2 separate regions of the Mus musculus genome follow, and region 1 is linked to region 2. Evidence: chromatin loops called from intact Hi-C (ENCODE). Cell type or tissue: heart. All regions are shown on one strand.

Region 1 (8,000 bases), 860 kb before region 2:
GGACCCTCAGTCTATGTGTAAAAGGCTATGTGTTGTTCTTCCTGATTACCTGGTGGACAAGCATGGTCTGTTAATACCATCCTTGCTTCCTCAGATATGCTACATAAGGCAAGATGAACAGCCTGTAAGTAGCAAGGTCTTTATCTACCTCTTCCTTATTAGTACTGTGTATAAGCCACATAGAATTTTACTCATTTCTGGAGATATTCATAAACAGTAACTATCACAAGAGAGGAAGCTATCAGAAAATGAAATTAATAGCACAAATAAGCCACGGGCAAGTAACTGGTTACATAAACATAACGAATTGCTTTGGGAGACAGTGTCATGAATCAACAGATGGATACAGTATTGATTTCCTACAGCCATAGTTTCACAGAAGGAAAAAAAACAAAAACAAACAAATAAAAACCAAAACAAAACAAAACCAAAAAAAACCCTCTCCTGAGACAGAGAACTTTCATGTGTAATTGCTTGGTTACAATTTATGCAATACCTTGCAAGTGAGAGTTTTAAGGCTTCTATGAGCCCACCTTGAACAATTACAATGAGAGCGAACCAGCCAGAGGTGAGTGTAACATCACTGGGAGCAGAATGCACAGGACAAACCTTCACTGCAGAGTCGGAAGGATTGGATACATTTCAGATGCCTTCTATTAGCAACTTTAGTATCAGGCAGAGCGAAGTGGCTGACCAGCAGTCTCCAGCCATTTCTCTTCTAAACTAGGTAGGTGTGGTTTCTTAGTCAGTCAGGCTAATGAGTAACAATAGCGCAATGCATTGCAAATGAAGACACAGAAAACAGTAAAAAGAAAATTCAATTCCACAAGTTCACCCTCAGTCTATGTGTAAAAGGCTGTGTGTTGTTCTTTCTGATTATCTGGTGGACAAGCATGATCTGTTAATACCATTCTTGCTTCCTCAGATGTGCTTCATAAGGCAAGATGAACATTTCACATCCTAATTCTTTTTAAAACAGCACAGAATATTGTCCTTTCTAATTTTTTATCATATTTTTTCTAGTCATATGAAAGATATTCTAAGTAAAATATATCTTCCTGTTTGCTATAATCTTAATTAAGCAAGACAAAAATGCACATTTTTTTCCAATGTAAGACATACAGAAAGGGACAGAAAAGCAGAGAGAGAGAGAGACAGAGACAGACAGAGACAGAGACAGAGAGAGAGAAGCCCAACTTTTAAATATGTTTGTACTCTGACAAACTCAATTTTAAAAACAAATATAGCCTAAAAACTAATTCCGAAAATAAGGAGATACATAAATGAAATCATTAAATTATTTGTATTTTAGTCACTATAATAAGAAAAATAGTCATTTAAACATATAAAATTTGTATAAAGTACAGATTATAAATAGAATGCTGCTAAAATGCACATTTAATCATTTGAAGTAAGACTACTAACCATTAAGATTTTAATCTGGCTGTCCACACATGAAATAAAACATAGAACTAAACTATGTGTGTATATATATATATATATATATATATATATATATATATATATATATATATTATTTATTTTAGGCCATGGTGGAAAGGAAGCCACAGAAATTCTGTATACCACCTAAGATCCATAACCAATAGTTCACCTTTAAGTGAATTTTAAAATATCCATGGTTTCAGAGCATAAAATAACAAAAGAAGTCACAGCTCTAAGCATCATTTCTCGTCCACCAGGAATCTACCACCATCTTATTGTGAAAGTAGCTCCCTGCAAAGCGAGTAGAATTTTAAGAATGGAAAAACTTCACTCAATCTGACTTTCAGGGTATTCATACTAAAACACACAAGTAAACATGTCACTGGCAATACATCTCATTTAATAATTACATACTAAGTAAAGCATGTCATGTCTCCTACAAAGTGTATATAGCAGAATGTGTATAGCACGATGCTTGTTCTGAAAATATTTATTAAGTGGTTTAATTGCTCTCCAGTCATTAATACAACACTTAACTGTGATACTGCCTAAAATATGTTAATGCCAAGGACATGGGAATTGTAATATATGTGTGTACCTTCCCCAAACTTAACTCCCACCATTTTAAGTAAAATAGTTATTCTTTGGAAGAAATAACCAAACTGACTTTATTTCAAAGTATAAAAGTTAATAAATTGTAACCCAATACAGCTCACTCTAATTAAAGTTGAGACATTCCTAACATAATGCTACAAAGATTATTTTCCAACAGCGAAGAAGTTCACATGTTTAACTCAACCATCTTGTTAAAACACCACTAAATCAATGAATATATCTTTTAACTACATTTCCACCAGCCACAACGATCACTGTTGGCTGAAGTGAATAGAAAAGAACCAACTTAGGGAAGGGGTGGGAGTGGAGGAACTGAAGTAAGAAACAGGTATGCAAGAGAAATGAGTACTTATCAACGTAGGAACAAGAACACAGCTTCCTGAAGTGATGAGAAATCTGATGACAGGGTCCCTGGGTAATTAGGGTCATTAAACTGGGTGTAGAATTGGGCAGTACAAATCCTTTACTTTCAGCTGAATTAGACAATTACTTGAACTCTGAGAATGGGGAGACCATCTACTTTTTTTTTTTTCCTTCTGTTTCAGGGCTTAAAATGAACTGGCCAAAAACTTGAAAGCTGGAAGGATTGGTAACCCAAGGTGAAATATTGAATGTTTCCAACACTCGCACCGAGTTCAGGGTGAAGTGAGCATGATGTAAATCAATTCATTGTTTGAGCCCTTTCAAATGGGTTGCCAAGAGAGGAGAGAAAACTTGATAAGCAGGCTCCAGTTTCTATGTGTTGATTTAGAAATCCTGAAGCTTGTGGGAGCTCAATTCATCTAAGGGAAGAAACTTAAAGAAAGGAAGCCAAACAAGGAAAATGGTGTGGAATGCAGCACTGGGACAAATGGAGAACAAGGAATTTTCTTAATAATAATAAAATAATAATAATACAAAAAAAGCAAGAAAGCCTCCATTGTGCTTTAAGTGACAAATTTAGAATTCTTTTATTTTTAGGTTCAAGGTCTGATTTCCTTTTGATATTAAATACCCATGACGCATTTACAGAAAACTGTTGATGATTCTTATCAAGCTTGGCAGAAGATTAAATTAAATCTCAAAGATTTAGTCCTCTTTAGTTAAGTAGCATGGAACAGCAAAGGCATTTTTTTTTTCCTTTTAACCTTCTGTAGTGGAGAACCCATTTAAATTGTGTCGGTGCAGAACTGGGTGGCTTCAAAACACCAGTGATCAGATCACCTCTTAAGAGCTCAGTTGCTCCAAGCCTCATACTTTCGGCCATCAAGAGAAATGCACTAGTTCAATAAAAGTCAAGAGAGGACTAGACCTAAATCCTAGTGAGGGCAAATCTCAGGTGGCTCTTTGTCCTGGATATGTGTGCCTTTTCCCAGAATGCTGCCCCAGCTTTTGCCGGTGTCATATTTGTCACAGCTTTAAAAAACAAAATATCTTTAAAGTATTGATTGTTTCCTTTTTTAAAAATCACCAATAAAACTTGAATGTAAGGGAAAAAATAACCCTGCTTAGCAGAGGCAAGAAAGATAAAAGTAGAAATGTCCTAGATTATCTGCAGGGGGATTTGAAAGACACTTGTGGCTTACTTGAGAAGCTTCATTTAGCATTGAACATTCTGTTCCTGGTGACAGCGCAGTGGGAATTCCCACTCCAACAACCCATGAAATGTTACTGCATAATTATTCACCTTCTGAGGCCCATTAGAACTTATCAGCAGAGAAAGAAATTTAATTTAAACTCACCCCTCTGTGCCACAGAATAGCAGGGACATGAGATCAAAGCACAAAGCTCTGTCCTTCAGTGGTTTGCAACACCTAGGCACAATAGGGTGAGAGAACGATGCATTCCAGAGCTTCCTGGCTTTCCGGACCGGAGGGGGGTGGGAGTGGGCTTGCGTCACCAGCTGGTTTCAAGGAAGAGACTGGTGCTCTGAAGGGGGAGTTGTCAATTATGTTCTAAAGCTGCGGGTGGCCACATTACTTGTACCCGCCGCTGCAAATCACTTTGCTTTACTTGTGATGGGCACTCTACACACCAAATAAAGTGTATTTTATTTCTTTCCTTCCCCCGCTATAGGTAGGGAGTCGATGGAAATAAGAATTTTTAACTACAGAAGTAACTATGAGAGCCCTGTTTTGCACAAGTGTGCATCCCATAGTGCTTCTCTGTTATTGCTTAAGAAGAGTTTCCACAAAGCCTCAGTCTGAGGGTGCCTCATACCAATACAGAATGGTCCACAGGCGCCATTAATAATCTTCAAGTTTGACCCTTGGCCAATCTCAAGGGTAAAAAGTAGATCCAAGTTAACACAAACACCCACAGGTCTGTGTCTACAAAAGTCCATGATGGGAAAAGTTTTGCCAAATGCGGGCTCTTTTCCTCAGACAGTCTGCATGCTACAGGCACATTCTCCAAATGAGGTACTCTTCCCAAATGGTTGATCTTTCTCCTGGGTCTCTTAAAATATCACCAAGATTTGGTCTGGAGAAGATTGCTAGGGTGCCCTGGTATCAAATGGGCCAAAGAATAGAGTGGAGAGCAGAGAGAATGAAAGTAATAATAATAATAATAATAATAATAATAATAATAATAATAATAATAATAAAGAGGTGGGTTTTAGGTACAAGGCTTTAAGAAAGGTTTATTTCTGCTCACGGTACCATGAGTCTGTACCTTCCTACCAACTCTCTTTTCTGCTAGGTGGCTAAACTGATTCCTAAATCTAAAAACAAACAGGCAGACAAACACAAACAAACAAAAAACCTCCGCAAGCTTTCTCTGTCAGCCAGACTCAGTGGCAAGACGGCTTAGGGGAGAGGGATGCTGAGCCCAAGGTCAGGCTGGAGAGCAGCGGGCTCGGGACTCTGCAGCGCGGTCGCGGGGCACAGGGTGGCGCTCGCTGTCCGCGCAGAAGGTGCAGGCGACTGCCTAGCCTTTGTGTGCGCCGGGAGCCCAGAGAGTCCCAACACAATCGCCACGGACACCCCAGGCTTCCACCGCTACCCGGGAGCAGCCGGCGCCGGTGCAGCTTAGCAGCTGGAAGCTTTTCTGGGACGGCTGGGGATCTTCCCAAGGGCTGCCTGCATATAAAGAACGCCAAGCCGAACGGGATGGGTTGGGGTAATAGGGGCGGCAGCGGAGAATGGCTAGGAACTCTTCCCCGGCTTCCCTGGTTGTTTCCAGAGGACCGGGAAAACTTGAGGGGGGGCGGGGCGGAGAACTCAGCAGAGCAGGCTCACTTCCAGTGAGCCTTCAGTAGAACTTAAGGCCAGAGCAGTCAAATTGGGGAGTGGATTGCAAACAAGAACCCAACTAGAAGAGCTTTAAAAGATAAGGGACTGTTTTGTAGCGAACGCATTATGCCCCAATGCCCTCCCCAAGCCCTCCTCTGTTCCCAGGGTTCTAAGAGTCCGGACTTTGCTCAGGAATCAAAGCCAATGTAGAAACCTGCTTCTCTGCTGCCAAGAGACCCCACAGAAATTAAATTAAATTAAATTAAACACGCGTCCAGGGACTAAAATAAAATACTCTTTTCCTCCCACCAGCAGCAGCGAATCAACGTTCAGCTCCCAGGGAGAGACTACAAGGTGGCCGCGCGCTCTTCCCCAGGAACCAGGGGCTAGAGTCCAGGACACCCAGGGATTACTGGCTTTCCCTTGATCCGGAAGCAGGAAATAGGGGCACAAGCAAGCATCTTGGTTTTTTTAAGTAACAGCAACCATTGTACTGAGCAAAATGATTTGGAAGACAGCACTCGGAGAGGTGCCGAATGAATCTCAAGAGTACAGCATTGCTCTCTTACACATCTCCTCTCCAAAGTCTCCAAAATCCGTCGTAGAATTTTAAGGCTACTTTGGAAAAGAAGCGCGCGGAGGAGCAGGGTACCCGAACCTGTAGTTATTTTAGTAAAATTAAGGAATAAATAGAAATGCCAGCTTAGACACAAACATTAAAGGGGGTGGGGGGCAGAAAAAGTTAAAAACATACTTATTCAAAAATATTGGAATCAAATCAGTACCTCATTTATAAGAAAAACAAATGAGTAGAATTTATCTCTATCTACTTAGGCAGCCTGATGGTATTTAAATCTACACCTTTACCCTATACATGCATGCTTTAATTTACCAGTCACCTCCCCCCCCCCATCCTCTGATTTGTGAAGCAATCTTCCATAAGAAATAAAACATTTATTCTCAATAAAATTTTTCATTCAGTAACCTAACCAAAAAATTCACCGGGAGACAAAGTGTTGATCTCTCGATCTACCTAAGAAGCAGAACTCCTGCTCATTACTGCTTAAGTGCTTATTTGGAGGCTCCTTAGCTAAGGAGCCCAACTGAGAAGTTATGCAAAGACTAGAATTAACAGGGCAGTGGAGAGACAAACCTACCCAGGAACATTGTCCAGTGTCTCCCGCTGTGGGAGAGCAACTATCACATTGGTTTAAATTAGGTATCCTGCATAGCATATCTTAGCTGATAAGTCAGCCTTCACCAAATCAGTCCCATTCCTGAGTGAACAAGCTCTTCTAAAAAGAAAGGTGATAAAGAAGCCAGGAGAAAGCAAGCAGGGTAGGGAAGTGTTGAGGGAGGATCTAGGAAGGCTGGATAGCACCAACCCTTGGGGAGGGGGTGGGGGGTGGGCGCAGTGCCTTCCCAGTCTCCGGAGGATGGGCTGATACATGCAGGCCTGACCTCTGGGTCAACAGCTAGTTTGACTCTACCTTGATCTGCAAGCCCGGAAGCTTGTCCTTTGGTTCAAAGTGACAGCTACTCCAGCTTCATGGGAGTGAATTTCTAGCCATTATCAGACTACACAGAAAAGAATCCCTTTTGTGTGTCATCTTCCTTCCTTCCCAAAGAGACATGATGTTAGTCCCCAAAGGGGGATTCTACCCGCTCTGTACTAAACTAAGTTAAAAATACTGCTAACAGAAACAAACAACAAAATACTGCTGGAGCAAAACAAACTAAAGCCAAGCTAGACTGTGAGGGAAGCTAAAGGAAGAAAGTGAAAGTTGGAACACCTACGACACAAAAATAAGCCCTGCTTTCTGCATCTCCCAAAGAAATCATCTTCCAAACAGTATCCCTCCTTGGCACAACCCATCTCTCAAATCAAGTATTCATTCCTATAAATATGCCAAGCAGCTGTCCTCTTACCTGCCTCTACATTAACTGTAGAACTGGCCTCTCGGTATCCCCCAGCTGCTGCAAGTTTCAACAAAAAAGAAACACTTAAACTGTGTTCTGCATTATTCCTAGGGAAAAAAAGTAACAGAAACTGTTTTATTTTTCTTAGTAACCATTTTTTTAGAGCCACAGTATCCCAAAATAGCAAAGGTAACTTGTTTATCTATAACCATAAGGGCTTGAGGCCCCCATATGTGTATGAGTGAACATCCTGATAAAGGCTACTACTTGGGAACCAACTGTATTACATAACATATTGAACTATAAATCTCTGAATGCTTTTGCCCAGGCTTTATATAGTATTTATAACCCCTCTTATTTTTCATGTTTCTATGCATTATGATATTTTACATAAGTTTCAATGCAAAATTTTCAATTCAAGATGGATACCAAGACTGAACTGAGTGAGAACCATGCAAACAGAAAGAAAGAAGCTAAACTTATTAGAATCTCAACACACTAACTTTTTATTAAGTTTGATTCAAAATAATATTAATCTAATAGTGAAATAGTTTGATATAACATCAATCAACATTTAAAGTATACTATGTTTCAAAGTATGGCTCAAGGAACACCCATTGCTTAAATGCACTTAGACATAACAAGACAATGTTTTTTTATTGGCATCATTGACACCTTTGAACAATAGCCTCGTAGATAGATTAAGGTTTAACCTTTCTTTTCTTTGGTGGCTGTTTAGAGACTTTTAAAGAACAGATAACTCATTTCAACAGGAATCTACTGATATTTACCTCTGCAGAATGTTTAGCT
Region 2 (8,000 bases):
CTGTTAAATGAGGTATTGTACAGGTTGATATATGCTAAGATTTTTTTTCTCACAAGGATTTTAAAATATCATAAGTAGCAAAAAAAAAATATCTTCTGAGTCAGTGACAGCATCCATTGGCTGACCATGGTCTTGAGCTCAGCCTTGGAACCAGGAGGGTCTCATTTTCTACCATCAACCTGTCCTAAGAAGAGAAAAGAGATACTGTCCACTCGGGCCTTTCCCAGCTGACAGATAACCTAGTTTTCAAGTATATAGCAGTGGTGGCAGGGATGGGGGTGCATAATGAATCCTTGCAGTCTCCTGTGTCTTCATGCTTTCCCTGAGCTTACACTTCTAATGGTGGTCCTCTAAAGCTCAGGACCCTTGAATGGTCACACCTACTGTGCTGACAATGAAGAGTTCCTCCCATCCACTGTCTGTGACATGATATTGCAACCAACCTCAGGCTCTACCGATGAATCCCTGTGTCTAGAGAGAGTATACAAATACACGACTGGATCCTCTGACTGTCATGTCCCCATCCATGAATCCCACCAGCTGTGCAGTGAAAATATTTGAAGAGGAACACAACTGTACGGAGTGTGCATATAACCGTACCGAGTGTGTACATACTTCTTTTTATTGTCTTGATTCCCTAAATAGCACAGAATAACAACTCCCTACACTGTTTACCTTGTCTTAGGGGCAATAAGTAATCCTAACAGGAAGGACTAATAGGTGGTTGAAGGATAATAGGTTTGACCTGTGAAAGCAATATACTTTTCATATAAGTGTTTGGAAAACCTGTGGGTATGTTAGGGATCCTGGAACTGATCCCTGGCAGATCCCAAACACAGAACAATGGCTTATTCAGATATTAATTAACTTTTAAATCATTAGCTAGTAAGAAAAAAACTTTTCTTAGCAGAAACATGCTACCCAAGTTTTAAATTTTTCTCTGAAAAATCTCAGGTGAGAACTAAAGAAGATACTTTTTATTTTAAATGCAAACAGAAATTGATGTCATTTGTGATGATAAATCTGGCTTTATTTTATTGTTTTATACTTTGCGTTGAAAAGGTATTTCAGCTTTGTGAAACCTACTGAATCATGTAACAGAAGGAATTTGCAGGTAGAAATGTTGACGATCATGGTGACTTATTTTTATGTGGCTTGTGTTAGGGAACAAGTAAAATGTCCCACTCCCAAAGGGAATCATGAGCTATGCTTGAGAGAAGAGGGGCCACATTTTGAGGAAAGCACAACTGTACTTCTGCCTGCCCTGTGGCACCGCCACTCTGAAAGTCAATGCTACCTTGCACCTTGCTGCCTGGGCTGGGGTAGCTGATTAGTGTGTCTGGCCTTGCCCCCTTCCTCATTGTCTGAGACTTCAGTGTACTGCTTGGCACACTCATCCCTCTGTTGTTTCTGACCTGTCCCCCCTCACCCCTACAGATGGTTTTTTGTTTCTCACCGGTTGGCCACACACTGCGAGTTAGAGCCCGGAAGTTCCCAGCCATAGTTAACTGCACAGCTATTGACTGGTTTCATGAATGGCCACAGGAGGCTCTGGTCTCAGTCAGCAGGAGGTTCATCGAAGAAATTGAGGGGATTGAGGTACGTTGCGTCAGCCTGAGGTAGGTACCCAGCGTGCACAAGTCTCAGTACACTATTGGCAGGAAGCTCGGTCAGCCACTTTCAGTTTCGCAATCTCTGTATCAAATATGTATCTCTTCTTTTATGTTGCTTTTCATTGTATCTGGGTTTTGTGCATTGTTGGGGGTGGGATTCTGGCCTTATGGGGTTATAAGTTATCTTTGTCACTTCTTGATGAGTTTGGTATCTCCAAATACGTTTTTAAATGTCTGTGTGAAAAAAGTAGGTTTGAAGAATAAAGAAAGCAACTGAATCAAGCCTTCCGATTTCCCAGTGGAGTTGAGGCCAGGATCCTTTCTGATTAGAGAGATTGTGTTAGAATGTGACTCCCAGAGAGCTTTGCCCTCACCTCCCATTGAGCAATAAGGTGGGAGTGCCTAGAATAGACCCAGAATTAGTGGAAGTGGCTCTCTCTAAGCCAAAATTGATTGGGGACACTTAAGTAATGTCGTAAGTTCTCACCCTCTCCCTTACTCCAGGAGCCATGATCACCCACATCCAAAGAAACATTATGGCACTTTGTTAAATAGCGTGTCCTCGGGTGGCCAGATGGTTAGAGTCTGGGTATGTTTATGAGATTGACGGTTACTATGCCGCTGTCTTTATTGCGTGGCATGTTATTTTTCCTTTGCGTCTCCTTAAAAAGGGCGTAACCCTATGGGTGTGTGTAGCTTGGGAGTGGTGAAAAGCATTCACTGCTGCATACAGGTTTTCTTTCTCCCCTAAACATGTCTATGAATCTGTTGATCACTGGACTGCAGGGGGAAGCAACATTTAACATGGCAAACACATCTGGGGTGGGAGCACATGCCTGCCTCCTCTCTCCTTCTCTCTTCCACAATCATGTGACAAGTACACGCACAAGGAAACAAGAAAAAAGAAAAGAAAAGAAACGAAAAGAAAAGAAAAGAAAAGAGAAAAGAGAAAAGAGAAAAGAGAAAAGAAAAGAAAAGAAAAGAAAAGAAAAGTCAAGTCTTCTGAAGTTGGGGGGGGGGTAGGAATTAGATCTGCACATCTAGAGAGCCATTAGTTATGATAAAAGTAGTGTTAAGTGTTACTCCCAGCCCCTAGGACAATCTTCAGGTTCTTTAATGTTGTTGAAATACTGGGGCATCATCTTATCTTCCAACAGCTGAGAAGAGAGGTTGGAAGTTCTGATTCTACAGGAATCAATGCCACATACTACTAGCAGATTTCTAGTTTCCTTGGTTCATTTTTATCAAACTTGGAACAAAAGAAGTGGGCTGGTTTCTGAATGGAGTTTTGATTCTCCTCGGTTGGTAGGAGATCCAAGCTAGCAGCTCCAGAGAAGCACACGCACAGCCTCACAGCCTGCCAGTCTTTGCTGTCCTGTGTCTGTGTCTGCTTTCTCCAGCGGAGCAGCATCTCAGCCTGGCCAGGACTATTGACACCTGCTGGATGAGGCGGGCTTTGCAGTCCCGAGGGCTGCACAAGGTGCTGTGGTCTATCTGACGGTGTCATGCCGCCTCCTATAGGATCCTGGGTGTCAAATAGGAATACTTTTCTTAGCACTTCAGCCTTCCCATCAAGCTGAATTCTGCCTGCTAACAATCAGCCAGATGATTTCCTTTCATTATAAGGTGCTGATTTAACCCTCCCACCTTCCTGATTTGTCACACGGGAAGCACTAATTATAATTCAGAGTACTGTGGGACCACATTCCCCTAAAACCATGTGGTATCTTTTCTGTAGAGGTCAGAAACAGCTTTTACATTTTTGAATGAGTGCTAATTTGATTGCTTTTTTAGTCTTAATTTCCATCAGCAAGACTGAAAGTTATCGGCATAATTTTGTCACTTCTTAATTATTGACCTCATTGGATGAGTGGAAGGTACTTATACAAACAAGGTGACCCCTTTTGGCCATAGACAAGCCATGTTATATATGTTGACATCAGTACATACTCAGGGCTGAGGCAGCCCACAGCCCTGACTGCATCTAACTGAATGGGTATGCTATTTTTTTTCCTGTTACCTGATACGGAACTAAATGACAGCTGACAAATAAAGGACATAAAAGCAGTCTGACACCTAAGTGTCAGTCACTGTGTTGCTCATCAGACACTCCTGTCAATATGCGCTGCCTCTTGCAGTGAGGTAGGAAGAGGCAATATAAGGCAGGAGGGAGGGAAAGTCTTGCATACCACTAGGAGTAGGGTTGAAGGTGCAGATGGAAGCAAGTTGGGGATGTGATGGTTAGTGCACAGGCTCCAGTTAGGAATGCATGGAGCAAAAAAGTAGATGGTATTGGGAACGTAAGAGAAAAACATTGGTTTTGGTTTCTTTAAGGCAAAGTGAGCCTTAGGCATTCTCGAAATCAGGGTCATATGAAAGGACATGTTTTAATGTAAATTTAAAATATGAGCTGACAGGGGAGGGGGAATTCTGTTGCAGGATTTGAGGACAGAAGCAGCCCATGTCACTTGGGCATGATATCTGACTGACAGAGGAAGGAAGGTCTGCCCTCCTGAAGTAATGACACTGCAGTGAGGGCTCAATGCCACGCCACTATTACAGTTAAATGTGGTGCTGCTGCCATGTCTGCATCCCCTACCTTAGAAGGTGTAGCACAGAATGGCAGGGGTGATCCACTCAAATAGAAGTTACCTTTCTGTCAGATTTAGACTTGATGCTTCTCCAGTGCCTACACATGTGTGTGACTACATGTATACACACACACACACACACACACACACACACACTCCTTGTGCCAAACAGGAGGGGCATTACATTTATTGCGTCAGTGATAACTATGCTATATTGATGATTTGGGCCACAATTCTTTCATTGAAATGTCAATTACAAGTGTTAACTTATAAAGTCCGAAGTTGACCATGCGGACAATACGATAACTTTTCAAGTAGAATCTTGGATCCTGTTGGTAGCCCTAATGATCTAGGTTTAGCTGTGCATACTCAACACAAAGAATAAAGACACACGGAATGTGGAAACAGAAAAGAGACTTTGTTTACATTGGTGAGAACATTAAAGAGAGAAATCCTGAGTCCAGCTTAAAGCTACTAGCATAAGGTTAGGTTTAAATAGACTGCATGTGCTTTACCTGATTAGAAAGTCCTGGTCCAAGTGTGGCCCTGCCCACCATGGCCCCTTCAGTGTCTCACTTGCCATGTGTCTTATAAGTTGTAGGAATACTCTCTTTCTGGTGGCTGTCACAGTATCTTCAGCCTTTCCCTACAGTATGATTCCAGGGCCAATTCTAATTCTTTGGGATCTGTTGTTTCATTAGTCTGATAGCTGAGGAGAGGTGTGTGCACGTCCTTTTAGAATATCTAGCTTCCTACACAGTAGTTACACTAAAGCCATTTTGAAGTACCAAGACAAAACCAAAGGAAGATCTTAGGGATCTGCCTAAACTTCATCCTAGCCTCAGCTTCTATCTTCAAATTGGTGGGAAAGCCCCATCACGGTTCACACCCTTCTCCATCATCATCTTTAGCTCTGTGTGTACGTCATTATATATGTAGTGCTCTGTGCCTATTAGGCAAATATAGAATACAGTTTTTTAAAGAATACTGTTTTCCCAACAGGGTTTTTTGTTTTTGTTTTTGTTTTTTCAGCTTTCTAAAGATTAGGAATCCTATCACCCATGAAAGCAGGGTCCGGTTCTTATAGCTGTTTGGGATCTGTGTGTATTGTTCAGCTAGAACCAGCTCTACATAAAAATTCATAGTTTTGTGGCTTTGGGGGATGTGTTAGCCTCACCAGCCACAATATCTCCTGCCTTATCTTCCCACAGGGAAGGGTTATCTGGGGCTGGGGAGATGACTTAATGGGTACCAAGCACTTGCCACACAAGTGTGTGTGTGTGTGTGTGTGTGTGTGTGTGTAGTTCTGATTCTAGCACCCACATGAATTCTGGGTGGGGATGGAAGCACTAGAGAGACAGAGAAAGGGGATTCCCAGAGGAAGCCGGCTACCTAAATGATCTGAATCAATGTGCTCTAGGTTCAACTGAAACAGTCTATAATAGGTAGAGAGTGATTAAGGTAGACCTCAACATCAACTTCTGGTACACACTTATGTGTGATGCAAAACACACACTGGATGGATAGGTGGGTGGGTGGAGGATGGATGAAGGATAAATGGATGGAGGATGGATGGATAGATGGATAGATGAGAAAATGGGCTTTCCTGAATTTCCTCTGGACTCTTCATTGCATTAATTCCAAGTCACTTCAATGTGTCCATGTTGTGGAGGAGTCTCCAGGAGCCACCTCTTCTGATAGTAGACCCTCACTTGCACTGGTTACCTCTCTGATCCCAGCCTCATGAGAAAGAAGGGCCCGTCCTTGCATAGGTGACAGATGGCAGCTGATGCTCAAGCCTGTGGATGGATCTCAGAGCCCAGGCTTTCCTTTACTGCATTTGTGCAGATATTTAGAAAGCCTGGAAAAAGAATTGATGCAATGAAACCACTTTTGTGGCAGGAGAAAGCAAGGAGAACACTTAATTCTTCAGACCTGGAAAATGTAACCTAAGTCCTAGGATTCAAACCTTGTTTCTGCTTCATCCGTCTTTATGTTGGGGTGACTGAACTCTGTGAGGGGCTTAAAGGTGCTCAAATGGAATACTGTTCCTCTGTTTTAGTGTTAAATTCTCTGTAACAAGCCTTCTTGCCCTGAATATCTAATTCAGTCTTTTACCAACCCACGAAAGAGTGAATTATAAATAATACATTTTATAACTTAGTATTTTGACATTTAAGTTCAACAAATGATTTCTGAGAAAACATTTCAAGACTCCCTACAAGGCTATGACATAATATCTGACAATATTGCCCTGGGTTTAGCAAAAACAAACAAAAGCAAGCAAAAAACAACAAACTCTTTCCTGTCTTCCGTTTTTCATTTGCCTTTCTCCAAAATCAAATTTCACTTTATAAACTGGTATAGTCTGCTTTGCTGCTCTTGGAAGGAAATAAAATACTTTTTAAAAAAATTCACAGGATTTTCATTTACCCTCTGCTGGCATTCACAACAAGGGCGCTGGGTGCTGGCTTGTAGAGTGGCCTCCTGAGTACTTGGTATGGCAGTGAAAGCCAGTGCTGCAGAACCATCCCACCAGGCACCATAGAGTTTATGTTTCCATGTTTACAGCAAGCTAACTGACGACTGGAAAAATAAACATTCCTTTCTTTATATAAGGAAAAACCCAGCCTTATCTGTGCATTGAATTTTGCAATAGAGACAGCATGGCTTCCCAAAGCGATCTTAGCAGGAAAGCCATGGATTAGGTGCCATTGCATAATGGCACTCGGCTTATTTTTATTTTTGCCTTCACCACTATTGGCTGCAAAAGGACTACAAAGTGTTGTCAACTGGTTCCCCTGAAGGGACAAATCTGGCAGAAAAGATGGTCCTGCCTGCGTCTCTGGAAGTGTGAACTACGGCGCTGGGTTGCTGCAGCCCTTAGCAGCCCCTCTCCGCCCCCCTCAGAAGAAAACTGGAGATAAATGAATGGCAGAATAAATAATTTATGCTAATGAAATTACTGCAATTAGTAGTTCTACAATGACCCTTTTAAAAGCCACAGCTGTTAATGTCAGGAAGTGCTGTCACTACTGACCTTATCATAAGAGAAAGTGACAAATTGAGAATGCAGGGAAGACCAGTCATCAAAGAGGTCTGTTCTGGAACGATTAGAGTTTTCTGAAAAACAGTGTGAATTACAACCAGCTGCTCCCTGGCTCCGTGAGACTCCCATGCTGAGCCATTTTGTTAAGCCCGATAACAATAGTTATTTTGCCCCACTGAGACAAGTTGTGTCGGGCCACTTCCAGCTCTCCCGGAAGCCACTCTTTCCATCAGAGATTTACAAATGAAACTGTTGTTAAAAGGAGCATTCAGGGCTGCTGAGGAGCCTCCTCATAAGGATCATGGTTGGGCAGAAGCCAGCTTTTCTTTTTTTTCTTTGTAAGGTTACACTTGGCTGAGGAGGTGTTTGTCTGTATCCCAGGAAGGTATGTGTGAAAGTTCTTGTCAAAGCAAGACAGGATGGGAGCAGACTTGTGCGTAGTTATATGGGAGCCAAGCTGTTTTGAAAATAAAGTCCTCAGGGAAATATGATGCCTGTGACATTTATAGACACTCATAAATTTTATTTTCTGAGTCCACTAATTGCTAATCCTCATGCATCTTGGGTCCCCTGGAATCTAAGACAATTCAAGTTTTGTATCCCCGAGTTTTGCTTTGAACACACATTCTTTCTGTGACTAGTGAGAGATTTTTAACCAGCCCAACGGTGCACTTATGTGAAGATTTTACCTACGTTTGGGGTCTGTCGTGAGGTTAGGGATCTGTGTGTTTAAGGACACCACAGAGG

Evidence for each region. Hi-C counts contacts between places; a loop is a spot of excess contacts. Peaks named below come from ENCODE experiments on the same cell type or tissue, not always from the same donor. Only the 100,000 strongest peaks of a DNase experiment are listed, where the experiment ranks them.
Region 1: a loop joins it to region 2, with 13 times the contacts of the local background. A loop is called at or near these places in 29 of 42 quality-filtered maps.

What each region holds. Positions count from the first base shown.
Region 1 is chr12:118,852,251-118,860,250 of GRCm38, reverse strand. Sp8 (trans-acting transcription factor 8) reads right to left here. Exons shown (of 2, transcript NM_001379379.1): 2 at 7,673-8,000. Among named protein-coding and RNA genes, the nearest start is that of Sp8, 9.0 kb to the right of the region's middle. In heart, a CTCF peak has its summit at 4,921; no DNase peak of the experiment used is centred here; H3K4me3 peaks cover 1,221 bases; H3K27ac peaks cover 565 bases; H3K27me3 peaks cover 2,179 bases.
Region 2 is chr12:117,988,728-117,996,727 of GRCm38, reverse strand. It overlaps Dnah11 (dynein, axonemal, heavy chain 11), which reads left to right. Exons shown (of 82, transcript NM_010060.3): 55 at 1,438-1,599. Among named protein-coding and RNA genes, the nearest start is that of Cdca7l, 150 kb to the right of the region's middle. In heart, a CTCF peak has its summit at 3,085 (motif pointing left); a DNase peak (open chromatin) is centred at 3,067; H3K4me3 peaks cover 1,260 bases; H3K27me3 peaks cover 2,741 bases.